Regions from separate parts of the Homo sapiens genome. Here region 1 is linked to region 2. A link is a loop called in an ENCODE intact Hi-C map of the cell type or tissue named here. Cell type or tissue: breast epithelium. All regions are shown on one strand. Each heading gives the region's core, and the rest is flanking DNA. Links, peaks and the distances in the headings are about the cores only.

What was found. A loop is a pair of places that touch in the nucleus more often than their neighbours do. Peaks named below come from ENCODE experiments on the same cell type or tissue, not always from the same donor. Only the 100,000 strongest peaks of a DNase experiment are listed, where the experiment ranks them.
Region 1: it touches region 2 in a loop (25-fold over the local background); 2 of 110 quality-filtered maps call a loop at or near these places.

The regions. Positions count from the first base shown.
Region 1 is chr1:170,155,353-170,170,867 of GRCh38, forward strand. It overlaps NTMT2 (N-terminal Xaa-Pro-Lys N-methyltransferase 2), which reads left to right. Exons shown (of 4, transcript NM_001136107.2): 2 at 5,166-5,341; 3 at 11,150-11,399; 4 at 12,134-13,514. The coding sequence ends at 12,405. Among named protein-coding and RNA genes, the nearest start is that of LINC01681, 11 kb to the right of the region's middle. In breast epithelium, for the core only: no CTCF peak of the experiment used is centred there; a DNase peak (open chromatin) is centred at 7,689; H3K27ac peaks cover 395 bases.
Region 2 is chr1:170,232,030-170,247,544 of GRCh38, forward strand. LINC01681 (long intergenic non-protein coding RNA 1681) reads left to right here. Exons shown (of 5, transcript NR_146891.1): 3 at 8,201-8,293; 4 at 9,036-9,256; 5 at 9,357-9,541. Among named protein-coding and RNA genes, the nearest start is that of LINC01142, 44 kb to the right of the region's middle. In breast epithelium, for the core only: no CTCF peak of the experiment used is centred there; no DNase peak of the experiment used is centred there.

The DNA.
Region 1 (15,515 bases), core at 3,608-11,607, 76 kb before region 2:
CTTTTTCCTTCCTCTCTCTTTTTTCCTTTCCTTTCTTCCCTCTCTTCCCTCCTCTCTTCCTTCCTTTTTTCCTATTTTACCATTACTTCTTTAATGGCTAAATTGAGAAGTACTTATCTGCAAATCTCTTTTATGGAAGGTCTTACCTTTCATAGGGGCATCTCCTAATTGGGCTTTTTTTTTCTGTTACAAAGGGCTAACTTGATCAAATATTATCAGACTCAACTCATTTAAAAATTACTGTCTAAACCTAGCTTACTTGTCTTCTGAAGAATTTTAGATCATTTTTTAATTGACAAACAGGTCTAATAGCTGGAATAAAGAGGCATTTTAAAATAGGTATATTCAACCACTTGAAAAAAGAAGAAAGAAAAGAGGATACTCAGCAGAGGTAAGCACTTAGCTATCAACAAAACTTCCTGTTTGTCAGAAAGTCTTCATTTTATTGCCAACTTGGATAATATTGTCTCGACTTGTTGTCCCTGTCTCTGATACTAGATCAATATTTCCTTTCAGGTCCAGATTAAGATTTTGAGTGAGTATTCTGTTTTTCTCCAAATTTTTATATTGAAAGACAGCAAAAGTCATCAAATGGTGCATTGCCTCAAGGTAAACTGACTTATTTGCTTCTTAGAGTCAGAAGTTGAGACCTTAAGCCACAAAATTCTTTTGCTACCTGCAAAAGAGTTTCTCAAGGAGGCATTTGAAAATTCTGAGTTTTATCCAGATAATTCATGCCATGTGACATTTCTTTCCTGCTCATTTTTTTGCTAACCCAAATAAAAAGTATCCTTCATGGTTAAGGTCTTATGGAGTCTTCTTGCTGCTACTTGCAGGCATCTGCTGCATGCCCAGCGCATTTTTTTGTACTATTCTTTGGACATGCAGCCATATGACTTAACTCCTCCATGCTAGAGTGTAATCTCCATGAGAGAGATTGAGCTTTATGTTTATTTCCTGAATGTTGTACTGGGGCTTAATAACTGAATCATGAATGAACTGTCTTTTGATGTAAATTCTCTTGGATATTAACCTTTCCTAGAAATTTCATCTTTATTCTCCTTCAGAGTAAACAAACTTGTACTCTATTTTTCTTTTCACCACAAGTAAACAGTGGAAGGTCCTTGGGAATTCAACTAATAATGTAGATCAATAAATAAATATTACATTAAATAAAAAACAAATAGTGTCTAGTTTTTGTCTTGAACTACCCCAAGTTTCACAGAGACATTGCAATTCTTTAATTTGCCAGTATATATATTTCTATAGTAAAAAGCCATGTGCTGGTGACTGGTTTACTTATCTGAGTCAATATGCACAATTGCAGAAGCTTTCAGGAGGGGAGAACCTGGGGCCGAACATGACACCTCATATATCTTTTTTTTTTTTAGTGAAATGCTGCTGTCAATTAGGTGAAAATGAGAACTCAAGCCTATAACCATAAAAGCCCACCTATTGAGTCTGACGCCTGCTGAGATTGGCATTCACTTGTGGTCTAAATGTTGCTGGCATAATGGACCATTCCTATTTCTAGATTAAGGGTTTTAATAGACTGCACAAACCAGTTGACTTAAGCAGGTGATGATGAGTGTGGCTGCTTTGCTGCTTTGGTTGGATCAAGAGAGCCCTGGGCTATGGCTTGCCAATAATCCCAGAGTAGCATCCAACCCTGGGCAGCCTGTGAGCTGTGAGTTCCTAGCCTGATTTTCTGAGACATCGAAAGAATTTGGAACAGTCATATTATTGGTGATGGCTGGTTTCTGTCATCCCTGTTGAATTTATAAGCACTTATTAAGTCACTTGCTGCGTATACCCTTTACCAAGTGCTAGGGAAGGGAGATTGGTGTTGATCCATGGTTCTCAATGTTTTTGAACATAAGGACCATCCTTTTAATGTTGTATTTTCTCAATCAGTAGCTAATTTGTATGTAAAATAGCAAAAAAGCTTCTATGTATTTATTTAAACTTTTAAAAGATTTATATTTTTAAAATAACAATCTATGTATAATAGTTAACATGTATGGAGGATATAAATAATATTGGTGGCCTCCAGAAAATGATGTGCTACATAGAAACTGATTCTTGTTCTCATTATCCCTTTCAGCAAATTCATGGTGATTCAGGGTACAAACACTGGCTCCAATGTCTCCAAGTTGGAAAATGCTGATGTAACTCCATAGATGGAACATAGTCATAGTAATACAAGTTGTATTTTTTGGATTTTTAACTCTCAGAATCAAAATTTGGAATTATGTAATTGTTCATTTCTGAATACTATCCAATGTCTCAGTCTTGGGGTTATCTGAAGAAAAATGCTCTTAGTTAAAGTGAAATAGGTATTTTTCTCTTTGATTTCTTCTGCTCAAATTTATGTCATATTTTGGCTTGCTTCATGCCCTGATCATAACATTTTTGAATCACTGTATATTTTTCTTGGAGCTTTCAATTATGTTTTATTTTTGGTGGTTTAGATTAAAAGTATGTCCTCCTTAGAATATTTCTAATATCTCCTTGCTTCTTGACTACTCTATTGCCTTGGATCTAGCTTATTCTACTTAAAGATATTATTTTTGAAGTCTATGTTTTGTCTTGTAATATAAACTGATTTCTTTCCAGATCTGATACATATCTGTCATTTTGGGATTTCTTTTCATTGGATTCCTGGTTAATTACGTCATCTTTCATCGTGCATCTTCTCTTGATTGTAACCCTCATTGGGCTGGAATATAGCTTCAAGAAACTTCTGAAGAATGAATCTATAGGAGGTAAATATTCTATAATAATTTGACTGGATATGAAGTTTAGTTTCCAAAAATTTGATCTCAGAATATTGGTGGCACTGTGCCATTGTTTTCTAGTGTTTCTGATGAGATCTGTGATAGAAGCCTGATTCTAGTCTTTTGAACATAGAGTTGCCAAATAAAATATATGATGCCAGCTAAGTTTAATTTTAACATAATTGACAAATAATTTTTAGTGTAAGTATTTACCCTGGAATGTGCAATATTTCAGGCATACTCATACCAATAAATTATTCATTATTTGTCTGAAGTTCAAATATGTGTGTTGTGTATTTTTTTTCCCTAAATCTGGCAATCCTATTTGAAGGTCAACCACTCTTCCTTCTCTAAATGACTTTTAGATCTTCTTACTACTCTTTCTGTTTTGAAATTTCTTACAGATGTGCTCAAATGTGGCTTTAAAAAAAAATCTATGCATCTCAGCACTGTTAGATCTTACAGTCTCTTTCAGCTCCAGGGAATTTTCTTCTATTACTTTCTTTAATAATTTTCTTCCCTTCATTTTATTAGTTTTCTAGAATTCTAATTAGCTTGATCTTGGGCCTTCTGAATTGCTTATATAAGTCTAGTCTTCTTATTTCTGTTTTGCATATCTATCTTTTTGTTTTATGTCCTGGAAATTTACTCAACTTTGTATCTTAAAGATTTGGTCATCAAAACTTTAATTTATAAGAATTCTTTATTGTTCTTTTAATTATAATTTTCTTGGAATCTTATCTTTAATTTATGGATGTGCCTGTTCTCATATCTCTTCAAAGATTTATGAGTTTTTCGTTTGTTTTGGCTTAAATTCTCATCCATTTCCTGAATTATTTTTGTTTTCTTTGAGGTCAGTTCTGATTATTTATCTCAGTCTTTGTTTTTCAGGCTTCTTATGTGTTTGGAGATCATTTATCCACATTTAGGAATAAAAAACAAGGTAAATAATTCTAGGCAATAGATAAGGTTTCCTTTGTTTTGTACTTGTCCCCTAAATAGAAAGGAAGACAAGAAGCCCTACATGTGCAGGTAGATTTTACCAGATTCTGATGAGTGGGAGTAAGTGACAGTACTTGGAGTCTTATATATGTGAAAATGAGTAGTGTTCTAACATTTTAATGCTAACTGGTCTAGCTCTTCCTAGGCAATTTGTCTATTTATTCTTTTTTAAGACAACAGACACATTTTCCCTTTCTAGGATTACAGCTGTGCTGTCTGCTGCTTTTAGGAGGGTGCACTTGCCCTCTTACCTGGTTGTTCTCTGGACAGAGTTTTGATTTATGCTCTGGTTTTTTTTTTTTTTTTTTTTTTTTGGTTTCCATTCTCATTCGTACATTTGCCTTCCTGCTGATTCTAAGTCTGGAATGTAATTTACTCTTGCAAATATTTTGGCCTGCAAATTCTTTAGCTTTGTTCCGTCTGCTTTTTGTTGTCCAGAAATTTATTGGAATCATGAATCTGTCAGTGATACCCTCTCATTTTCCTCACTATTATGGGTTTAGTGTTTTAAGATAATTCTCAGGGAATATTGGGAGGGAGAGAAGACAAATGCATGTACTCAGCCTACAATCTTGAACCAGAAGTTCCATCCTTTAATCTACTGTCTATCATTTTATCATGAATGTCTTATGATGAAAATATTTTATATCTGCATGGGTGAATTTTAGCTGCAAAACACACTTACGTGTACTCTCATTTATTCCTCAGAAGTTGGAACACATATTTTTCTTATACATTTTTGAAAATAATGAAATGACAAAGTATATGTGAATGTGCCTGGCACACTACCTAGGACAGAATGGCTGCACAATAAATATTATGTTTCCTTTATTATTTTATTTTCACAATGTAGAGTTCAAGCACATTTCTGTAATATTGATATGAAGACATATTTGGATATGTGTTGCTTGAAAAAGATATAAAAACAGTTACCCCTACCTTGCGATTAGAAGTAATTTTTTCATTAAACTTTATTATAAGCTTAATGAGAAAATTCTCAGAAAACATTTGGAGTTCAGAGATAGAACTCACTGCAAAATTGATGACATTCTTTACATTATTGTAGCTAACACTGTTAAAAATTTTAATACAGTGATATAGCTATGGGTTTATTCAACTATAGAGTTATTAAGTCATGAAAATGCCACGATTATTATAATCCATAGATGCGATCTCTGAAGATCAGAGGAGTTAAGATGTTTTCCCAGCATTACATAGTGCATAAGTCATGGAGCCAAAACTCAAACCCAAATCTTTTGACTTCAAACCAGTGCTCTTTTTGCCACAGCACAGATTCACAGGCTTTTAAAAGGAAATGCAATGCATAAAGCTGAGATTTTTTTATCTTATAAATATTAATACCTATTAATAATGTTTCATTTGCAGTGAAATTGTACGCTTTAACAAGCCAAGTCATCAATGGTGAGATGCAGTTCTATGCCAGAGCTAAACTTTTCTACCAAGAAGTACCAGCCACAGAAGAGGGTATGATGGGAAATTTCATTGAACTGTCCAGCCCAGACATCCAGGCCTCTCAGAAATTTCTTAGGAAATTTGTTGGGGTGAGTTATTCAACTGCAGCTTGATGAGAAGGCAAAGTCCTTGCAAACATTGAGCTCGCATGCCTCTGTGTTGTTATTTAAGTCACGACTAAGCCATATGACCCAGCCAAGAGTTCTGCCGCCTGCAAGCCGGTTTTAAGATGTTCAGAAAGGATGAACCATTTTTGATATGATAAATATAATAACACTGTCTTACCCTCCCACTTGGCATTTCACTGTCCTATCACCAACTAATCTTACATGCTTCAGAGGAAGGTGAATTAGCAGTGTTGATATAAAATTTGGGAATAAAGAAGACATCTCTTTTAGAGTCTCATAAACGTTTCATACCCAAATGATTGATGACAGATCATGCCTTTTGGGATCTTGGGTTGACTTATTGATTCCCTGTAATAAAAATGAGATGTTGGCCTGGCTAACACAGTCAAACCCTGTCTCTACTAAAAATACAAAAAATTAGCTGGGCGTGGTGGCGGGCGCCTGTAGTCCCAGCTACTTGGGAGGCTGAGGCAGGAGAATGGCGTGAACCTGGGAGGCAGAGCTTGCAGTGAGCCGAGATCACGCCACTGCACTCCAGCCTGGGTGACAGGTGAGACTCCGTCTAAAAAAAAAAAAAAAGTTAGAAGGAAATACATGATTATGTTCAGTTTAAAAACAATGAAGGTAGAATATTTTTATACTATTTTATACATAGTTTTGATTTTACCTTGAAAGAATGGTATCCTTTTGTAGTCCTGCATTGGGTCAACCCCTATTACTTCCTTACTGTCATGTCATATGAAGACAGACAGTATATTGTAGGGGTCAAAATTTTGGCCTTTATGTCTATCGTGGTTCTTCTGCTTAATGTATAAGCAACTTTGAGCTTGTTACTTAAATGCACCAAGTGTCAGTTTTCTCTCTTGTGACTAGGGCATGACAATAGAAGCTACTTCACAGGATAATGTGGAGATCTAATGAGATAATACATGTCAGGTACCTGCTTTAGTGCACAAAATTAGTACCCAATAAATCTAATTTATTGCTATTACTACTACTAACAGGCTTTCATATAATGTATTCATTGTATTTTAAGGAACTTCATTTAGTTGTTAGAAAAGACTTAATCCCCAAGAAAGGCTGGGTATGGTGGCTCATGCCTGTAATCCCAGCACTTTATGAGGCTGAGGTGGGTGAATCACGAGGTCAGAGTTTGAGACCAGCCTGGCCAATATGGTGAAACCCTGTCTCTACTAAAAATACAAAAATTAGCCGGGCGTGGTGTTGCGCGCCTGTAGTCCCAGCTACTGGGGAGGCTGAGGCAGAAGAATCGCTTGAACCCAGGAGGCGGAGATTGCAGTGAGCTGAGACCGTGCCAGTGCATTCCAGCCTGGGTGGCACAGCGAGACTCCATCTCAAACAAACGAACACACAAACAAACAAACAAAGCAAAGCAAAGCAACAACAGAAAAGACTTAAACCCCAAGATAAAGCTGCTGTTAGTTCTATTAAAGATGAAAAGTTCTAATTGGTAACAGGTTTTGTTCCAATACATTACAAAGTCATTGGTTTGAGATTTGGTGCCCATTTTATTCTGATAAAGGAAACATAAACATTAGGCCGTGGGGTTAGGCCATCAACCGATTTAGTAGCAAAACATTAATATCTCTAGTATTGAGGTGAGGTTCACTTCAAATCCAATCTTCCTGGAGCACCCAGTGTGTGAGTCCAGAGAGTGACAGTAGATAAAAATGTGATCAGGATGATGTATTTACTGGGGCCAAAGTGTCTGGACATCAGCTTCAGCCATAAAGGACTAGAGAGTCTAGGAATGAAGACTGTGGATATTTATAGGTTAGGTTAACTTGGAGTATTTCTAAATCAGTGCTGCTGACTGGTTTCACTGAATGCTGGTTCTGAGAGAGTCAATCTGCTAAGCGCTTTAGAAGCGTTGTCTCATTTACTCTTCATGCCAATTCTTGGAGGTAAGTGCTATTATTAGCTCTGTTTCTATAGTTGTGGAAACTGAGGCTTGAAGAGGTTAAATAAGTTGTCAAGATTACACAGCTGGTAAGAGACAGAACAGTGAATTAAGCCCAGCCAGGTCTGCCTGACACCAAACTCTCTGCTCTTAACCATGACATATTTTTTCCATTTGTCTCATGAAACTGAAAAAATCCCTGCTTTATTTATTTATTTATTTATTTATTTATTTATTTACTTTTTTGGTGGACCATAGACCTCGACTCTCCTCCAGTCTGGCTGAAAGCAATCCCTCCTGCTTGCCTCGTGGTGAGGCCGACTTTGATCCCAAAGTATTTCAGAAGCTTAGTTAGTAATCCAGCTGTCTTGTCACTCCGTGTGGAATGCCAAGCTGACCACAGGGATGCTGGTCAGACAGAGCCCATAAGCACGCCCACAGACCTGGGAAAGGAAACAGCCTTGCGCTAGCATATTTATGTTGGAAAAGAGGCAGCCTGCTCCTTTGAAACAAATATAAGGAGTCCTTCTTAGTACACAAGGCTCATTGTAAAGCTGTGACTTCTAAGTACAAATGCAGTCCTTTTTAAGGACTGATATTTTGGTACTTTGACCTTCATACTGTAATCTACTAGATTAGTATTCAGGTCAAGATACAAAGAGTTAGGGAATACGAGTATCTGACATGACTTATTCTTGTGTCAACTGCGAAAAGAAGATTGTTTAATTTAAAGTTTTGTTTTCCTTTCAACACTTAATGACATGAGACAGTGGGAAAAGGTGTTTAAACTAGTTGCAAATGTATTTACTTTAGCAAATAAACAAATGATACCAAGATGATGTCAATGCCATAGTTGATAACTTTCCTGTTTTAGCTTTCTAGTGGGAGAAAGTAGTAATTCATAAAAACCCCTCAGTATTTTTTTGACAGTATTTATTTTTTGACATTTCTCAAAGATTGGATAGCTAAAAAATCTGGGTCTACTAACTTGTTATATTTTATAGTTTTTACACAGTGACATGAGGTCCTTTCATTTTAGTTTTTTAACTCCACTGGATAAACCTAAAATAATGTTCTTCAAAACAAAATACATAGGCAGAATCAAAACTAAACTGAAATTCCTAATAGTGTTTTACTAGTTTATATGGATTCATAAGTATAAACATGGCATAATAAATGAAAATCAAAATAACCAAATGGGTTCACACCTGTAATCCCATCACTTTGGGACGCTGAGGCGGGTGGCTCACCTGAGGTCAGGAGTTCCAGACCAGGCTGGCCAACATGGTAAAACCCCATTTCTACTAAAAATACAAAAATCAGTGGTGTGTGATAGTGCACACCTGTAATCTGAGCTACTCGGGATGCTGAGGCAGGAGAATCACTTGAACCCGGGAGGTGGAGGTTGCAGTGAGCTGAGATCGTGCCACTGCACTCCAGGCTGGGTGACAGAATGAGACTCTATCTCAAAAAAAAAAAAAAAAAAAAAAGACCGTCTTGTTTTGAAATCACACATCGCATGTAGTTCTAGTCATATTCATTCAAGGGCATCAGATTTTAATAAAATCACAGTTTCAGGCAGCCATGGTGTCCAATAAAGTTCATGGTGCTTTATTGTTCCAGGATTCTACTTCTGAAACCACTTACTACACTAATGAGAGCAGCATGACCAATAGAGGCTTTTAAGGCCAAGTAATAAAAAGAAAAATTTGAAATGAGACGCTCTTATTGAGCATACACATTTTAGTAGTCATTTCTAATAATGACATAATTTCTCCATATACTGCTCATCTTTTTGTTATGAATTTACTTAGAAGATGCTTCTTTCACAGCATTCATGCCTAGGCCTTTTTCTGAATTAGTTTAGTCTAAATTATATTTGAATGTGACATGTGGCATAGTGTAAGTAAAAATGGCAAACACATGGCAGTATATTACCACTTCCCCTTCTCATGCTTGAGGCAGACATCACTAATCAATCATAGATCTCTTTTCTGCTGAGTCTAAATGAAGCCTTATAATTCTTTTTAACATAGCATTAGACAGATATTACCAAGGGAATCAGAGGTGACATCCCTAATGGAGAACTGGCTTTGGATTCAGACCGTTCCTGTTCAAATTCTAATTCTGCCATTAGCTATGAAATATTAGAAATCTGAGTTTTCTCATCTCCAAAATGAGGATAATAATCTATATTGTGGAGTTTTCTTATTATAATTACTATAGCTAAGAGCTTGCTGTGTATAAATAATAATTGTGGCTATTATTATTCCATTTGGAAAGAAGTTACAATTCCTTCACTTTTTGTTCTTCATTGTACTTTTCTAGCATAACGAAGGCCATTTGGGTGGACTGGAAAGCTGCTTTTCTGATGTTTCCCTCTGTTTGTATTTTACCTTTGATCCTTAGCCAATTTTTTTTTTATTCTTAGTTCCTGAGAAATCAAGAGTAGGCTTTTCCCTTAAGATCTTGATTGGCAACTTCAAGTATCTTGTTACTGTAATTTCTAGCACAAAACCGCTTCAGCAGCCATCCCAATTATGACCAAATAATTTAGACCATCTGAATCTTCATAAATCAGAAAAGTTTTTTAAATTTTATGGAAGCAAGTTTGAGAAAGTTTGCGTAGGCTGATTTCTCCCTACCTCCACCACCTTGCCATCCCCTCACTCCCAGTTAATTTAATGCACAGACCTACTTAAAAAAACAGTTTTAGAGTTTTATGCCCAATAAATCATGTAGTTTCTGGTACCAAAAAAACCCAGAAAACAATGTTTAGCATTAAAAGACACAAGGAAACTTTGCCAAAACTACCCTTTATCCATGTGAACTTGCTGTGTGCCATCAGGGCTGTATTTGAAATAAAATTCTGGCCTGAGAATGGAACAGTTAGCATTGTTCACCTCAGGTTCCCAAACTTACCATCCACCTAAGAGGAGTAGATAATTCAGAGCCTTCAAAATTTGCCTAGAAAAGATAAAATTCAAGTATTCCAAACTGAAATGTTTCCATTGAATGAATCTTTAATTTTAAAACTCAGAAAGGTTCTCACTGTTTGGTTCTTTTTTGCTTTTCTGTAGTGTAATAATCTGTAGGCAACAATCTGTAGTGTAGAACCATTTACCTGTGGATTTGTCTCAAATTTAGTCATTAAAGTTTTATCTTCATAGGGCTAGCAATGGCTCATTTTTTTTTTTTTTGGAGAAAATTACCAAGTGTTTAAACCTAAGATATTATTTTTTTAAATCTCATTTATAATTCTTTTTTTGGATAAATAAAGAAAGCAGGACTAGAAATGTTTAGCTGTTTTTTGAAAAGATAATTGTATATCTTGATTGTGGTAGTAGGTGCATGGCTATTCACATTTGTCCAAAATCATCAAATTGTACACAAGAAATGGTACATTTCATTTCATAAAATTTACCTAATAAAGTTGATTTAAAGAGGTAACTAGGGTGTGCAATTTTCTTTCTTTTTTTTTTTTTTCTTTTTTTTTTTTTTTTTGAGACGGAGTCTCGCTCTGTGGCCCAGGCGGGAGTGCAGTGGCGCAATCTCGGCTCACTGCAAGCTCCGCTTCCAGGGTTCACGCCATTCTCCTGCCTCAGCCTCCCGAGTAGCTGGGACTACAGGCGCCCACCATCACGCCCGGCTAATTTTTTTTGTATTTTTAGTAGAGACGGGGTTTCACCGTGTTAGCCAGGATGGTCTCGATCTCTTGACCTCGTGATCCGCCCGCCTCGGCCTCCCAAAGTGCTGGGATTACAAGCGTGAGCCACCGCGCCCGGCCTGGGTGTGCAATTTTCAAGGATGGGTCTCTGTACTTGAAATATCAAGGTGCCTTTCTGCAGGGGCCTGGGAGAGCTGGAACAGACTGCGCCTTGGACTGCGGCTCCGGGATAGGAAGGGTCAGCAAACACGTCTTATTGCCTGTTTTCAACAGTGTGGAGCTGGTGGATATGATGGAATCCTTTCTCCTTGAAGCCCAGAACTACCTGCAGGTCAAAGGTGACAAAGTAGAAAGCTACCACTGCTACAGCCTGCAGGAATTCACACCCCCCTTCAGGAGATATGATGTCATCTGGATTCAGTGGGTCTCTGGTTAGTCCTGCATGACTTTCCCTCTGCTTTTCTCCCCTTCTCAGCCAGAGAAGACAGTCCTTGGGGCTAATGAGGGCACCAGGGAAGAGTTAGCTGTAGTACTTCAAGCAGTTAGCTAGCCTTAGGTGTCATGTGAACTCCCACAAAACTCTGATCCTCCAGATTTCTCCCTTGACATTTTCTGTACAATAAATTTACATTTCTTGGAGGATTTACGTTGGTTCTCGAACCAACTTAAATGGAGCAAGTGCCTTTGGACCAACCTAAATCCTCGAAGAAATGTAAATACTTGAAAAAATTTCAAAAGTGCAGTCAAAAAGGTTAATCCCCATTTATTGGCAGAACTAGACATTCTTAGATTTAAATCCCCAGGAAATGAGACAGCAGTGAATTTGATTTTGGGGTGTGTGTGTGAGACACAAAGAAGTGGTAATAGAGGGGGTTCTCCAGGGGACATGGAGGGACTTGTGGGGTAGACAATAACTTATCTCATGCCTATGAGGTCGACAGGCTAGGTAGGATAATACATTTTATAGACGGGGACAGAGGCTTCTCTAAGAGGATATGTGTCCTCTTATCTAAATTTTCAAAGCCTCCTGTAACTAAATGAGGCTATTAAATCATGAATGAGTGAACAAATGGTCTCCTGATTCTTAGCCATGTTCTTCCCTACTCACCTTCCATCCTCCCCACCATTTCTTCCTGTTCCCCCATCCACTTGGTCTCCCTTGTAGGGCACCTGACTGATAAGGACCTTCTTGCATTTCTTTCCCGGTGCCGAGATGGCCTGAAAGAAAATGGCATCATCATATTGAAGGACAATGTGGCCCGGGAGGGCTGTATCCTTGATCTCTCTGACAGCAGTGTGACTCGGGACATGGACATCCTCCGGAGCCTAATAAGGAAGAGTGGGCTGGTGGTGCTGGGCCAGGAGAAGCAGGATGGCTTCCCAGAGCAGTGCATCCCCGTGTGGATGTTCGCACTGCACAGCGACAGACACTCCTGAAAAAGCAGTGGGAATGAACGACTGGACTGGGCAGTGGTGCTTTGGGATGGGGTTGCTATCCTTCCAGGTGCCCCTTGTAATGCAGATAGGGATGGCAAGAAAAGGGATACAACATATGTCTGCAAATTATTTGTGATATAATATGTACATGTTTTCAGTGATTATATAATGCACACACTCTGATGAGACATGCACAAATTCTGTGGATTTTCTGAAAAAAAAATGGAGTGAAATATCAGGAAACGTGCTTTAAATCCGTTTGTATGTATCTAAACTGTGCAAGCGTGCATGAAAACAGAAGGCATAAAGGACAGCTGGCCTGCATCAGTATTTGTAAAAATTGTCTTTCACAACATCCTAGACAAAAATGGTGGTTTTTTTTTTGTTTTTCCATCACAAGATGAAATCAGCATTCTGTGCATCAAGGAAAACAAATAATTTAGCTTTGGGGGTTGTTCAGATAAAGCATTTGTCTACTCAAACAAAAAAAAAAAAAAGAAAAAGAAACAATGCCCACATATTCCAAACTGTCTTGTTCCCTGATAATTAGTATTATAGAGTATTCTGGTGGGGGTGGGGGTAGGAGAAAATCTACACTCCTTTCCCCGCCTTCATGTCAGCTACATTATACTTCCTCTTTGGTACTACTACTTCTCTTGAACAAACATCTCCCTCTAATTAAGAAGACACTAGTCAAAATAATCTTGTGAAAACAAGTCCATTATTTAATTTTCTCTTTAGCCTTTCTCTTGGCAGAAAAGGTATTTGGTTTCACTTTCTATTTTGGGTCAGTTTTACTACCCAATGATGTAATATGGATGTAATTTGATAACAGAAGTCTGCATTACAGTGATGGGAAGTATCTCCTTTCAGGAGAAAATGTTGTGCCCTGAAATTTCAACCTTTAACATATAAGTAAATGTCATTGATAATCTAATTTTAGTCTTTGCTTTTCAACATGGCTTGGTTCATTGCAGCTGCTCCTGGGGTCTTGATTGATATGAATGTATATTGGAAAGAGAAGCAGCAAAAGAAATGGACAAGGAAATGATAACCCTGAAAATTGACTAGCTGGACATTGGTTTAATTAAAAATAATCTAAAATCATTCAAAAAATGTAATTCAATTTTTATTAGCAGAATGCTAAATATAACTGCTGTTGTCTTTAAAACACTTCAACATCCTTCACAGGGAAGCACATTTGTGCTTGATATGTATTGAGTCTTCCATGAAATGCAAATAATCAATTTAAGTAAAGAAGACAGACTACATGGATATGCTATCATCATAAAATAGTATTTTCAGGTCACAGCTCTCATTTCAGAGGAAAACAATTTTGATAAAACATTTAATACATTGTTGTAGCTTTACCTTGGTAGTTTCATTTAGCGTGCTGGAAAATTATTTCACCTATTCTGCTCTTGGCATCTTACAGCTGTTGTATGTTACTCGCCATGCTCTAGGGTAGCGTGCCACTCAGAATCCGTGACAAGCAAGCCAGGGACCAGAGCTAAATCAAATGGTAAACCATTACCAAACAGTCTAAGTGCAGCAAAACAATGGTACTTATGTTTTAGGCCTTTGTAATTCTTAGAGCAAATTAGCAGAATCTTCTTTTTAGGCTCATCCTGGGAATTTTCTGTTTCTTTCACCAGTATCCTTAATTCTCTTAACCCTTGACTTTCTGCTTTGCCAATATTCACAAGCTGATTGACACAGTTGTCAATATTCTCTGCTATGGGCTTCTGAGCTTATGGAGGGAATGACATAATTTTCCTGTAGATACTGATATATGATTTTCAACTCAGCTGGGTCATTGAGGTTGATCATCATTCCCCTTTCTCATCCTAAATCACATATTATTCTCCTTAGAAATTTTTCAGATTTTTATTGCTCTATACAATTTCCCAATTCCATATCTATGCTTAACTTAACTGAGAAAGTAGACATTGGGAGTAAATAGTATCATCACCCCCTCTCCCCTGACCTGGCTTTATATTGTTAATAACGGGTACAAGGCAAAGGGTGGCTTGAGAGAAGTTGGAGCCAGATCCTGCACACTATAGGTCATGTTAAGGTTTGGACATGTTACTCAAAGAACAAGTGGAAGTTCTTGAAGGGTGCAAGTAAAGGACTGATTTTTCTGCCTTTGGGAGTAGAGTCGTAGAAACTGTGGAAAGAAGACATTTAGAGTGAGACCTACTCCAGTCCTCTTTAATCTAATTGAGTAAGCCAAACACACTGCTCATGTTTATCAACACATCTGAAAGCTAGTGATGCAAATGACAACCTATATTATTTCCCAAATACTGGTCCATAGTCCAGCTGCCTCAGAATCACTTGGAGGTGACTTATAAATAGAGATTCTCAAACTTGATCCCCGTGATATATGGTTCTGTTAAGTTGGTCACTGAATCTGATCACTAGTTTTGTTTGAGGACACTGATGGGAAAGAGGTGTGGAGCTGGGCTCCTCAGAACCACAGAAAGTAAGGCAAGGGAAGCAAAAGTACGGGCCAGGTTCAAGGGAAATCGCTGGATGATGAAATCCATTCTCCACATTGATGCCAGTCCTTCTAAAATATGAATCTGACTGTCTCATGTATAAACTTCCTTTTTCAAAACTTTTATTTTAGGTTTGGGGGTACACGTGAAGGTTTGTTACATAGGTAAACACATGTCACAGGGGTTTGTTGTACATATTGTTTCATCACTCAGGTATTAAGCCCAGTACCCAACAGTTACTTTTTCTGCTCCTCTCCGTCTTCCACCCTTGCTGCTCAAGTAGACCCCAGTGACTGTCGTTTCCTTCTTTGTGTTCATAAATTTTTATCATTTAGCTCCTACTTACAAGTGAGAACATGCAGTATTTGGTTTTCTGTTCCTGAGTTAGTTTGGTAAGGATAATAGCCTCCAACTCCATCTGTGTTCCTGGAAAATACATGATCTCATTCTTTTTTATGGCTGCATAGTATTCCACGGTGTATATGTACCACATTTTCTTTATTCAATCTGTCATTGATGGACATTTATGCTGATTCTACGTCTTTGCTATTGTGAATAGTGCTGCAGTGAACATTTTCATGCATGTTTCTTTATGTGACAGTGATT
Region 2 (15,515 bases), core at 2,535-10,534:
CTTAGTCTTGACACATGCAAAACTTTTTTTTTAATTCATGTTGAAAGGAATGTTAGAATGTTTCTTCTAACATTGTTAGAAGAATGTTAGAAACTAGTTTCTTCCTTACAAGGGAATTATCTTTATAATAGGCCCTCTTGCCTGCAGGCGATCTGTATGCAAGCAGATTGGTACAGAGAGATCTGTGTTCCAATTCAGGCTTGGTATCTACTAATTTAATGAAAGGAAGGTTTACAATAGTCAAATCATGTATTTACCAGTGCAATTCATCATTTAACATATAATTACTGAGTATATAGTTGTATCAGGCCCTGTGCTAGGCACTGAGAAAACAGCAGTGAACGACAAGCTCCCTACTTTCAGGGTGCTTACATTTCAGTGGCAACAAAAAAATCTGTAATATTCTAAGAGAAAAATAAGGCAGGGCAAGAGAACAAAGCATTATAGGGGAGGGGCTCCGAGATAAGGTGACATGTGAACAGAGATCTAAATAGAATAAGGGAGGGAGCCATGTGGAAATTTAGGGGAAGAGTGTCTTAGGCAGAGGGAACCGCCAGTTCAAAGGCTTTGAGACTGGAGTGTGCTTGGTGTGTTTCAGGAACAGAGCAGAAGCCAGAATGGTGGCTGGAGCTGACTGAGGCAGAAATGGGTAAAAGATGAGATCAGAGAAGTAACCTTTCCTTTCTAGCAAATTCACCTAATTTTCCTTTCTCTACTGGACTGTTGTGAAGTCTTAAAGTTTGAGGGCAGTGTTTATAAAAAGTGACTAATGGAATATTCCTCGTGTGAGAAGTCCTGATGGTTCTGACATGGGGTAGGGTTCACACCTTGTTTCCACATTTCTCTAGATTCCTTTCCCATCCTAGTAATAGGCCCAGCAAAAATTCATATTGTTCAAAAAGACTGAGAAATACTTTATTTTTAAGTCATAGCCTGATTTCTAATCAAGTGAATTTTTTTTGGCATGATTAGAAGTGAATTTCTTTAGCTCCAAATTAGTTTCCAGCCTTTATTTATTCCATTATGATTTATGTGGCCACGCATGCTTTCTGTAACCTTCCATTATTTCTTTGGATCCATGTTTTGGCCAGGGCAGTCAGTCCTACCCACCATAATATAAAGAACTCTTACAGATTTTTAAGGAAGTTTTTCACTTATAGAAAGTAATAAAAGTATTAATTTCCTTTTCAGATTATTTAAATGGCTCATAAAACAGCCTCATTTACTGAGCCTACATTTCCTTGTGTCCCAAATAACCAAGAGAGGGTGTATGGTCTAGGGCACTAAAGCATTTATGCACACTGGTGGTCTGAAAGGTTTAATGTCTCTTCCTGGAGTGATTAATTTAAAGCAGGGCAAGACTGGCTCAACATTATTATTTCATCTTAACTGCATCTGGAAATCCAGAGTGAGCCATTATTTAACTCTGTTGAAGAAAAAGAAATGCATGTTCATAATTCTTACCTATTATTAAAGCAATTCCTCCATTGTTCCTCATACCTAGGAGGCAAAGCTCATATCACCTTGAACAGGAGACAGGAAGTGGCAGAGTCATTTCTGTCTATTCATGAGGCAGGGACTTAGGGAGCAGAGTAATTGGAGTTTAGTTGAGGCATGAGGCTTCTATAATTTTATAAATTGAGCAAAAAGCTGATAATTTATTTCTAAAGAAAAAATAAATCCCAAGAATTAACAACTAAAAAAATTCGCCAATATTATAAACATCACAAAATGAAGAAAAATAGCATAATATTTTAAATTAATTAACTCTCTCACTTACCACTATGCATTCTTTTTACGTTTTTGACTGCATACTCTTTGATGAAACTTTCTTACTAATAAGATTCTGTAATATTTTATACAGAGAATATAAAGATATCTTAGTCTTTCCTTTAGCACAGTTGATTGAAATTTACTTTTTATTACTCATAGTTTAGATGACCAAAACTGTGGCTTACTATGGAGACTTATTTGCTGTTTTTCTCTACTGCTCCACGTTTGTGGTCTATCAAATAGGAATTTTGATAGTTCTAGTATTTCTTAGCAATGGTTTAGGTTCAGAAACACATGCTGAGAAAATGAGTTGTTGATTGTATGTATGGATAGAGAAAAACCTGGGATAGGAAAACCTGGGATAGTTCTTGATTGTATGTATGGATAGAGAAAAACCTGGGATAGGAAAACCTGGGATAGTTCTTGATTGTATGTATTGATAAAGCAAAACCTGGGTAGATTAGGGTACTGCGTTTTGGGGCATGCTGTACTTTCAGGAATCCTTCACTGTAGAGATTAATGTAGGTAAGCAGTACAGGGGAAAAAGTGCCCCTGACACACACACACACACACACACACACACACACACGTGCACACACAGCTGGGTCTGAGTCCTTTCCTTCCGTGAGTACCCTTTCAATGATATTCTGTATTTTTCCCCCTATTCAAGCCTGTCTGTGATGTATATTTTAACTTGATCTCATTTAGATAGGATGTTGGCACCCTGTGCTTATGTGTAGTATTTTGTTGGCTACTGGCACTTGGTTGAACATATGGCAAGTACAAGGTTAATCCACTCACTTGGAAATAGTAGCAACTCTTCTTGACATAACTGCATCCTATAGAGTCCATTTATATTTTGCTGCGATTTGAGAAATTTGGCTCTACTTATACCAGAAACAAAATAGGCCACTTCAAACTTTTTTTTCTTCAGCGAGAGCTTCCAATTAAAAGGAAGAAGGAAGAACAGGACATATTTTCTGTAAGAACAAAAAATGCCACATGGTGCTTACCCTACCTGGCTGATTTCTCTGTTAGGAATATAATCTTCACAAGGCAGAGAGTATTTTTCTTATCAGGTATCTTCTTTGTTGCTCTCATGCTCCTTAAGAGAATTTTTACAGACTTTTTTCTCCCTTCCACATTTTTAAGTTGACAACTAAAATATTTAACATAAGTTTATATAGTTTCAAAGGATATAATTTCCTGAACATTTAAATGGAAATTTTTAAAGTAAAACTGTCACCTCACTTTTAAATGAGCACTTTTTACAGGAATTTTATATCTGCTATCATCTATTTTAAAGGCATACAAATATCTTCTTTAAAAATTAGATATTTTTTCTGAATGGGCAAAAACTGGAAGCATTCCCTTTGAAAACTGGCTCAAGACAGGGATGCCCTGTCTCACCACTCCTATTCAACATACTGTTGGAAGTTCTGGCCAGGGCAATTAGGCAGGGGAAGGAAATAAAGGGTATTCAATTAGGAAAAGAGGAAGTCAAATTGTCCCTGTTTGCAGACGACATGATCGTATATCTAGAAAACCCCATTGTCTCAGCCCAAAATCTCCTTAAGCTGATAAGCAACTTCAGCAAAGTCTCAGGATACAAAATCAATGTACAAAAATCACAAGCATTCTTATACACCAATAACATACAAACAGAGAGCCAAATCATGAGTGAACTCCCATTCACAATTGCTTCAAAGAGAATAAAATACCTGGGAATCCACCTTACAAGGGACGTGAAGGACCTCTTCAAGGAGAACTACAAACCACTGCTCAATGAAATTAAAGAGGATACAAACAAATGGAAGAACATTCCATGCTCATGGGTAGGAAGAATCAATATCATGAAAATGGCCATACTGCCCAAGGTAATTTATAGATTCAATGCCATCCCCATCAAGCTACCAATGACTTTCTTCACAGAGTTGGAAAAAACTACTTTAAAGTTCATATGGAACAAAAAAAGAGCCCGCATCACCAAGTTAATCCTAAGCCAAAAGAACAAAGCTGGAGGCATCACACTACCTGACTTCAAACTATACTACAAGGCTACAGTAACCAAAACAGCATGATACTGGTACCAAAACAGAGATATAGATCAGTGGAACAGAACAGAGCCCTCAGAAATAATGCCGCATATCTACAACTATCTGATCTTTGACAAACCTGACAAAAACAAGCAATGGGGAAAGGATTCCCTATGTAATAAATGGTGCTGGGAAAACTGGCTAGCCATATGTAGAAAGCTGAAACTGGATCCCTTCCTTACACCTTATACAAAAATTAATTCAAGATGGATTAAAGACTTAAAGCTTAGACCTAAAACCATAAAAACCCTAGAAGAAAACCTAGGCATTACCATTCAGGACATAGGCATGGGCAAGGACTTCATGTCTAAAACACCAAAAGCAATGGCAACAAAAGCCAAAATTGACAAATGGGATCTAATTAAACTAAAGAGCTTCTGCACAGCAAAAGAAACTACCATCAGAGTGAACAGGCAACCCACAAAATGGGAGAAAATTTTCGCAACCTACTCATCTGAAAAAGGGCTAATATCCAGAATCTACAATGAACTCAAACAAATTTACAAGAAAAAAACAAACAACCCCATCAAAAAGTGGGCAAAGGACATGAACAGACACTTCTGAAAAGAAGACATTTATGCAGCCAAAAAACACATGAAAAAATGCTCACCATCACTGGCCATCAGAGAAATGCAAATCAAAACCACAATGAGATATCATCTCACACCAGTTAGAATGGCGATCATTAAAAAGTCAGGAAACAACAGGTGCTGGAGAGGATGTGGAGAAATAGGAACACTTTGACACTGTTGGTGGGACTCTAAATTAGTTCAACCATTGTGGAAGTCAGTGTGGCGATTCCTCAGGGATCTAGAACTAGAAATACCATTTGACCCAGCCATCCCATTACTGGGTATATACCCAAAGGACTATAAATCATGCTGCTATAAAGACACATGCACACGTATGTTTATTGCGGCATTATTCACAATAGCAAAGACTTGGAACCAACCCAAATGTCCAACAATGATAGACTGGATAAGAAAATGTGGCACATATACACCATGGAATACTATGCAGCCATAAAAAATGATGAGTTCATGTCCTTTGTAGGGACATGGATGAAACTGGAAATCATCATTCTCAGTAAACTATCGCAAGAACAAAAAACCAAACACCGCATATTCTCACTCATAGGCGGGAATTGAACAATGAGAACACATGGACACAGGAAGGGGAACATCACACTCTGGGGACTGTTGTGGGGTGGGGGAAGGGGGGAGGGATAGCATTGGGAGATATACCTAATGCTAGATGAGGAGTTAGTGGGTGCAGCGCACCAGCATATCACATGTATACACAGGTAACTAACCTGCACAATGTGCACATGTACCCTAAAACTTAAAGTATAATAATAAAAAAATTAGACATTTTTGTAATTCTTTTTTCTCTTTGATATTTTATTTCCATTCCACTTCCTCTTAGACTTTTACACCAATGCAATATAATTTTAAAAGTGAATATCTGTTATTGGTTACCCTTTTATATGCCTATACAACAAAAATTTTAAAATTTCCATTCTGTGTTTTTTTCACTACCTCCATAGTCAGAACTTTATGTCTAAATTTAGATTCCTTTTGCTACATTTTTAGCTCTGCCTACTAGTTGCAATAAAAATTTTCTATGGTCCTAGAGTTTGAAGACCTATAATTTTCTTCTGTATTATCATAACAGTTATTTTTCATATGGAAGTGATCAAAAATACACACAAATTATAATTTTTAAATATCAAAAATAATATTGTATTGGAGATGCTTTTCTTAGCATGATCGGTGGTCAGGTTTTATGGTGCTTTGATTAAATGAGGTGACACAAATATTTCAAATTATTCCTTTGTTTGACATCCCAGAGATTATTACATCGCAAGACAATGCATCGCTCCAGCAAGGATAACAAAGCGAATGGGAAGGAAAGGGTTATGAAGAGTTCATGGAAGGCACCTTAGGCAGACTACTTTTAGGAAAGAGTGGATGTGGAAGCTAAGTATCTGGAAATTGATTTCCTTAGAACAGTTTGTGTTTGCATGTCTTCTGAAAGGTTTTATGTACTCCCAAGAGTAAGTATACCTGTTTGAAGAAGCTGCTCAATATAGTTCTTAAAATAGTCTACAAACATGTTACCCCAGCATAGTAAGAAATAGGAGTACAGCCAGAAATGAGAGTGGGAATGATTAGAGAGACCTCTTTGAGGCCTTGGTCGTGGGCAGGAGCACAGTGGGCCGGGCTCTTTCTAGATGTGCTTTAATCATCAGGAATTCTGATACAATTATATTTTGACTATGATATATAAGCTTCATTTGATTACTGTTGCCAAATATTTTTTGCTCTTCACGAAGTAAACCTCTTTTTAAAACTTTTTAACTGGCAAATAATAATTGCATCTATTTAGGGAGTACATTGTGATGTTTTGATACATGATTACATTGTGGAATGATTTAATCAATCTACTTAAATTTAGTGAAAATAACTTAAGCTATTAATCTCAGCCTTGGTGGCTTCTCCTAATTTATGCTTACACAAGAGGCTATCTTCATTGTGAAATGTCACAGACTCTCACAAGCAAGAGAAGAAAATGTAGAGAAGCCCCTCAAATAAAATGCATTAGGTTAATTCATACCGACAAATGTGACACACTTAAAATTGTTCCTAACATCAGTTCATGATTTATTTCAAAAGTTCTTAATATTCAAAAATGCTCAATAATTTAAAGTATTTCAATGTATATAGCAAATAAACCCTGCTATTAAAACAAAAGAATCAGGTTCATTTCAGAAGAGTGAAAACTAGCAAGATCTTACTGTAAATCAACTGTTTGTTTTCAATTATTTGGCATGAGATCTTACATATTTTTAACCCATGTTTTAATTCTCGTAGATACCCTGTTGCAAAAGTTCTGAAACATTGTGAGAAAAAGTGTTTTTGTAGCACTTTGGCAATGGGAGCCTCACTTCACTCTGTTATGTAATGTCCCATCCAGTTTTTAGTTAAACCTGGAAACACCTTTGTCCTTAGGTGAAGCAGCAAGTCTTGCTTAAGCAAAGCTGGTGAAATCAGAGCCTGGTCCAAGGCTCAGAAGCGTTTGCGGGGAAAAGCAAACACTTTTTGTGGGAGAAGGAAACAAAGGAGAAGAGAGGAGGAGGAAGAAATTGAAAAAGAAGGGGAAGAGAAGAGGAAAAGAAAAAGAGACGTTGAGAGAAAGAAAAACAGAGAGCTGTGTGTGATTGGATGCCATGACTCCTCAGTCTTAGTGCTAATGCCGTTGTTACCTAACTCTATTTAGGGAACTTTCCAGAACAAAGCGAAGCTTTGTGGGCCTGGCTTTCAGAACTTATGCAACAATTGTTTTGGGAGCAGACTGAAAATTTTACAAGAGAACTGAGTTTTCAAGAGACTGACGGTGTGACCAAAAGATCAAAGGTTTGGTGCAGTGGGACTAAGTTTCAGGCAGCCTTTCAAATTGTGAAGACTTTCCTCCCTGTTATGGCAGTTAAGACATGTGAAAATGGTAGTTCGAGACACTTATAAGCAACTTTCTTCTTAGTTCACAATGTTCCATGAATGTCAGTGCCCTCCAAACTCACGAGAACAAAGCAGGCAACCAGGATGATTACTCCCAAATCATTGATAAAAGGAGAGAGAAGTACAGAGATACACAGTGATTTGTGTGGGTTGCCAAAAAGTTGCACGGTCAGTTTGACAACTGTTATTGCCTTCAGGTTGACAAATTGCAAAAGCAGCATTGCTGTGTATGGGTGGGGAGGGAGGAGGAATTGCATGAGTAAGAATGAGATGAGCAATAGTTAGGTGGGGTGGAAATGAAATCTCAACAGTTATTGGGGATTCTGATGTATTTATCAAACCAAAAGACGATCTAAAAGCCATACAATCAGACTTAGATTAGGGCAGTCTGTGATAAGCAAAAGTTAATATAGTGTGTTGTTTTTGAAAATATGGCATGATAATTAATAGCAACTCTTTTTGTATACTTGCTTGGTTAACAGGAGGAAACACAGATAAATTAAATACTGGTTAGCAATCTTTAATAACCAGGAGATGCTTAACATTTATTTAGAAATCTGCAACATTTTATAAATCATTGTTTTGGCTTCTGGGACAAACTCAGAATCTGGAACCCACGGAAACCCTTCAGTTACACAAAGGCTTTCCAGTTCATTGCTACTGCACTGAAGAACAGTCTTCACAACTATACCTGGAACTTACTAGGCCAAGAAGGCAAGGCGTTGGTATGTGTTTTTATTGTAGTTAAACTTATCTGGATTTAAAAGGCATTAACTATCTTCTGATTTCTTCCTTTTTCTTCAATTGTACAAGAGTGTTTCAATTGAATATTGCAACTGAAGACATTCACTCTGCGTTGATCACCTATGGAGTGATCAAATTTCAACCCTTTGAAGTTTCCTAAATGTAAGCCTTCTTCTTAAATATCCTTAAAGCAGCATTTTTAAGCCTGTAAAGATCCATGAGCCCAAGAATCCCTGCCTGAAGTGCTTTTGGCTTCAGTCATCCAGTTTCAGTCTTCCCATTGTTCAGTTACCCAGATAACAGTTAACCAGATCCTGGTTTTCTCTCATGCCTTGTGGCTAAAGTCATGTTTACCCCAATTGATAAAAATGAAAATGAAAATTATTTATGCAGAAATTCATTCTGGTACTACAACTCTCCTTTCCGTCACAATTTTAGAAGCTTAACCATGATATGCAAAGTGCATTCTGAGGATGACTAACTAGTCATAGTTGAAGGGTTTGGATAACAAAATAGCAGAATAGGACAGGGCCAGGTAATAGTCCTCATCTAAATTTGACTCCAAGGAGCACCAGCACTATTATCAACTCCCACTGCAGTTAAATTAAGATGCTTTTTCCAGAAGGAGTGAACATTCAGACGTAGTAAATTTACAGGGGCAGCTTCCAAAAGTGACGTGTTTCTCCTGGATTATTCCACTCAGAATTCTAGTTAGGAACAACACTGATTAACCCCAGAACACAGTTTCTTGGAGAATCTTCTATTAACCTGACTAGTTTCATGAACTTAGAGAAAACTTAGAGAAGCTTATAATTAATTATGGCCAATTATGCAAAGCTAAACCTCTGACAAGCTGTATCTATAAAAAGATATGAGACTGACTTTATTTTTTCTTTTCTGAAAGGAAAGAGGCACTCTGAATTCAAAGGCTGTTTGAATGAACTGACTGCTTCAGCACTGTCTTGTAGATATAGTCCATTCAAATAAAAGACAAATATCTGACTGAATTTTGTTAGCACGTTAAGACATGTATTATAAAAAGGTTTAAGAAGAAAATAATGGCCACAATTCTTCAGAAAACATGTGAACTAATGTGACAAAACACTGTGGTGTTGCAAACTCAAGGTAAAATGAAGTGAATGAGAAAACAAATTTCCCCACAGTTAAGTTGTATCACAATGTTTATTTATCTTTAATTCACCCATCTTTATCCCATTTCTACCAGTGCTGCTCTGGCCAAGTCACCTCGCTGAAATCTCCACTTCCACTTGTGCAACCTACCAAGCCACTCTCTACACAGCTGCCAGAGTGATTACAAAAACAACGCGGGATTATGCTACCCCTGCTTATCTAAAATTTGTCAAAATGCCCGTTACACTTTGAATAAAATACAGATTCCTCTCAGATCTCATTTCTTATCATGTCTTTCTCAATCATTATGTTCCAGCCTCACTGACCTTCTTTCTGTTCCTGTAAAATATTCCTGCCTCAAGGGCGCAGGCCTACGACCTGCAGTTCTCTTTTTCCCACATGTGACCAGGCTCTCTCTTAGCCATCAGGTCTCAAATAAGCTCTTTCCGTTCTGTCTAGGCATCTTATCAAAATCAACCTGTGTATTATTATTCATTTATCACATAATCTTGTTTTATTTTCCTCATAGCACTCTCACTTTCTGAAATTATCTTTGTTTATATGTTTAATGCCCTTCTTTTCCACTAGAATGGAAACTCAAAGATCAAGAAACTTATCTGGCCTTTTCACTGTTGAATTGCCAAAATTTTGAACAGTGCCTAACATACAGTAAAGGCTCAATAAATAAATAAATAAATGTTCAGCTCTCTTGGCTGTCTCTGCAGTGATCAAGAATATTTTGATGTCTCTCAAAAGAACTATATGCTTATAGTAGCCTCTGTAGTTCTTGGGTTTGAGTTGTGGAATTACGTGTAGGTGAAACAAAATTATAATGAAAACCTTCGTTTTTAAACCCTTTTGGGCAGAGTCTCATAGAATCTCATTTTATAGACAAGTAGGGTCAGGGATTTGGGAAATGGGGAATTAAATTAGTATTTTTGAATGCTTATGTTTTAGACACTGTGATAGGCATTTGATATATGTAAAGGCAATGTGCAGTCTTCTAAATTGAATTCCATATGACTTAGACTGTTTAGGGGGATGGGCTTGTGATCAAGACTGTATGAAGTCAGGGATAGCTAGATAGAATTAGGGATAGCAAAGGGACAGATGCTAAGATTATGGACAGTATGATATTGTAGGATATTGTAGAAAAAGTGTGAGCTTCAAATCAGGTCTGAGCTCAAATCCTAATCTGCCACTTTTACTAGTTGTGTGACCTTGTGTAAGGTACTTACAATTTTAGTGTGGCTCATTTTTCTTATTTATAAGGAATAGAGAACAAACAGCATTTACAAATGATTAATTCACAGTGTTGTGAAGATTTAGTGACATAATATTTTAATATGTAAAATAACTAGGCCTATTGCCTTTCACATAATAGATGCTTAATAACTGGCAAGTTATTATGACATACATTATTAGTTACCTACCCAATAACTATACTTCCTTTTCTCTTGACAATGGAGCCCTAATTTTGTTCAGAGTAGTAATATCTAGTCCAAATGATGGGTCATGTTTGATGTAAGACAATCATAAGCAACCTGTTTCCCACTTTCGCAGCTTCCTTTGCAACTATAGGTGGTCATGTGATCCAATTCCGGATGACAAAACTAATGGGAAATCCACTGTGTGTGTGTGTGGGGAGGGGGGGGGCGGTATGTTCATGTGTGTGCATGCACCTAAGTGAGGGGAGGAGCGTCTGGAGAAGTTTTTCTTTTGTTAAAAAGCAAAATATTTTAATAATAAAATTTAGCACTTGAGCTACATTTATTTTTGAATGGTTTTTAAATTAATATTATTATTTTGAGACTGGGTTTTCTTCTGTCACCCATCTGCAGTGCAGAGGCATGATCACAGTTCACTGCAGCCTCCACCTTCCTGGCTGAGGTTCCCACCTCAGCCTCCCAAGTAGCTGGGACTATAGGCATGCACCACCATGCCTGGCTAATTTTTCTGTTTTTTGTAGAGATGGGGTCTCACTATGTTGACCAGGCTGGTCTTGAACTCCTGGGCTCAAGCAATCCTCCCTCCTTGGCCTCCCAGCGTTGGGATTACAGGCATGAGACACCACACCCAGAAAATCATTATTATTTTTAACTGACTAGTAATAATTGTACATATTTAGAAGCACAGAGTGATATTTTGATACATGTATACAATATGTAATGAACAAATCAGGGTAATTAGCATATCTATCATCTCAAATATTTATCATTTTTGTTTTGTATTGGGAACATTCAAGATCTCTTTTAGCTATTTGAAAATATACAATAAATATATTGTATACAGGGCTATAGAACACTAGAACTTGTTCCTCCCATCTAGCTGTAATTTTGTATCCATTAACTATCCTCTCCCTGTCCTCCACTCCCCACTACCTTGCCAGTCTTTTAGTAACCATAATTCTACTCTTCTATGAGCTTAAGGTTTTTAGTTCCCACATATGAGTGAGAACATGTGGTATATCTCTTTCTGTATGTGACTTATTTCACTTAACATAATGTCTGGGCTTATCCATGTTGCCACAAATGACAGGATTTCATTTTTTTTTTTGGTGGCTGAATAGTATTCCATTTTGTATATACCACATTTCTGTATCCATTTATCTGTTGATGGATGCGTGTTGATTCCATACTTTGGCTGTTGTGAACAGTGCTGCCATAAACACAAGGTATCTCTTTAATGTATTAATTTCTTTTCCTTTGGATAAATACCAGTAGTGGGATTGCTGGATCATACGGTAGCTCTGTCTTTAGTTTTTTGAGGAACCGCCATACTGTTTTCCATAATGGCTATACTAATTTACATTCTCACCAACAATGAATGAGCATTCTCCTTTCTTCCCATCCTTGCCAGCAAGACTGTTTGTCTTTTTAATAATAGGTATTCTGACTTCTAGGGAAGCTTTTGTATTTCTGATATTAAGACAGAAATTGGTGGTCCTGTTTATTATCCCTTTCCTGCTGACGTGAATGTGGAAGCAATGGTTTGTGATCAAGGAGTTATCTTGCAACCTTGAGAGAAAGCTTTGCAGTTTTTGAGCCACTGAAGCAATGCCAGGAGAAGCCATTTATTTGCAGACATCCCATGTTTACTTAAGCTGTTAGGTTGCTGTTAAACTGTTACGTTGCTGACTACTGAAAGCATTTCTAACTGATGTAGGTGTGTGTTTATTAGTTTGAATGTGTGTGTGCTCACATGTATGTAGGTGGGTAGAGAATTTAAATATAGTGGCAGTGAGATATACATTACTTGCACCAAAATTACCTGGAGTTGCCGTTTATTTAAGGTCACTTCACACATGACAGAGGTTAAGGATCTGGATTTTGAATTTCATGAATGAAATCTGATGCTCGGGATACCAGTGCCTCCAACATACTTGCTATACTTTATTGTGGAAAAGAATAGCATGTGTATTTATCGAAAGCGAAGTTTAAAAAGAAATTTGCTTTTCATTTTTGATGTTAATCTCATTTTATTTCCTTTTATAAAAACAAAATATATTCTGTGCATATTTTTGGACATTGAGTGAAAAGCAAACAATATATTTAAAAAGCCACGTTAAAAAATCTTGTTTTAGATTTTTACAATTTAAAGTGTATATGAGAAAATGGCTTAAAATAAAACATACTTCAATTAAAATGTTTTACTCTGTCATGTACTATATAAAACATATTATGGTGTATAAAACATATTCTTAGAAGCTGGAATTCTAAAATAATACTATAATCAAATAGTTTTCAAAAGTTTATATGGAACTACAAAAGACCCTGAATAGAAAAGCAATTTTGAGCAAAAAGAACAAACCTGGAGGCATCACATGTCCTGACTCTAGAATATACTACCAAGCCATAGTAACCAAAACAGCAAGATTCTGGCATAAAAACAGACACACAGACTAATGAAATTGAATGAAGGACCCAGATATAAAATCACACATTTATAGCCACTGATTTTCAACAAAGGGGCCAAGAACACACAATAGGGGAAAGGACAGTCTCTTCAAAAAATGGTGCTGGGAAATCTGGATATCCACATGTAGAAGAATGAAATCACACCCCTCTCTCTCACCATATAAAAAATCAACTCAAAATAGATTAAAGACTTAAATGTAAGACCTGAAACTATGAAACTATTAGGAGAAAACAAAGGGGAAAAGCTCCATGGCATTGGTGTGGGCAATGATCTTTTTTGGATATGACCCCCAAAACACTGGCAACAAAAGTAAAAATAGACAAATGAGATTACCTCAAACTAAAAAGCTTCTGCACAGCAATGAAAACAATCAGCAGAGTGAAGAAACAACCTACAGAATAGAATAAAATACTTGTAAACTATACATCCAATAAGGGGTTAATAACTAAAATATATAAGGAACTCAAGCTACTAACTAAGCAAGAAAATGAATAATCTGATTTAAAAATGGGCAAAGGACCTGAATACACACCTCTCAAAATAAGACATACAAATGGCTGTCAGGTATATGAAAAAACACTCAACATCGCTAATCATCAGGGTAATGCAAATTTAAACACAATAAGATATCACTTCACCCGTGTGAGAATGGCTATCAAAATGATAAAAGATAACAAGTTTTTCCAAGGATGTAGAGAAAAGAGATCACTCACATACCATTGGTGGGAATGTATGAAAAACGGTATAGAGGTTCCTCAAAAAATAAAAAAAAAAAATAGAACTACCATATGATCTAGCAATCCCACTACTGAATACACATCTAAAGGAAATGAAATCAGCGTGTTGCTGATTTCTGCGCTCCCATGTTCACTGCAGCTTATTCACAATAGCCAAGATATAGGATCAACCTGAATATCCATCAACAAATAAATGGATAAAGAAAATGTGGTATATATTCACAAATGGAATACGATTCAGCCATAAAAAATGAATTCCTGTCATTTGCAACAAGATAGAAGGACCTGGAGGAAACTATGTTGAGTGAAATAAGCAAGGCACAGAAAGATAAATACCACATAATCTCACTCATATGGAATCTAAAAAAGTGGAGCTCATAAAAGTAGAGAGTGGAATGGTAGTTACCAGGGGCTGGGGTGGTTGGAGGGTGGTGGGAAAATGTTGGTCAAAGGATACAAAATTTCAGTTAGGTAGGAGGAATAACTTTAAGAGATATGTTGTACAACAGGGTGACTATAGTTAACAATATATTGTTTTCTTGAAAAATGCTACGAGAGCAGATATAAAATGTTCTCACCACAAAAATGATAGCTGTGTGAGGTAATGTATATGTTAATTAGCTAAACTTAGTCATTCCACTATGTATATATAGTTCAAAAGTCATATTGTACATGATAAATACAGTCATGTTCCACAAAATGATGTTTCAGCCAAAGACAGACCACATAGATGATGGTCCCACAAGATTATAATACTTTACCTTTTCCATGTTTAGATATGTTTAGATACACAAATACCATTGTGTTATAATTTTCTACAGTATTCAGTACAGTAACATGCTGTTCAGGTTTGTAGCTTAGGAGCAATAGGCTTCCTCCAATAGCCCAGGTGTGTAGTAGGCTATACCATTTAGGTTTGTGTAAATACACGCTATGATGTTGACACAATCACAAAATTGCCTAAAAACACATTTCTTAGACCTGTTAAGTGACACATGACTGTACATACAGTTGTATCTGTCAATTAAAAAAAAAAAAACAAAACTAATTTCAGGTGCTTAGTTAACTTGCATAATAATAAATGACATTTACATAGTATTACAATGTGCCAGATATTGTCCTAAAATCTTAAGTCATTTAGTGTTATTAACTCTATGGGTTTGGTGTTATTATTACTGTCATCTCCACTTTATGACTGTGGGTCCTGATTTACAGAGACATTGAATAATAAGCTCCAGGAGAGGTAAAATTTGAACCAAGGGAGTCTGGCTCCAGCATGGGCCCTCTCATTCACTGTGCTCTGCGGCCTCCCAACTTATATCACTCATTGTATTTCATGTGAGTTATAGTACTTATATAATGTGTGGTGAGCTACATTTCTTAACACATTTACTGTTTGTTCTTTTATCTGAGTATTTGAAGATATCTTTCTGCTTATTATCTCATACAGGTTGGAAAAAATGGGCTTACCAACCACCCTTACCCTCTTCCTCCCAGTAAGCTAACAAATTGGGAGGTGGATCACTAGTACCGTGTGCACTCCAACAACAATTAGAACAAAACTCCCCCTGAAGCAAATCCTAAACCAAAATTCTTAT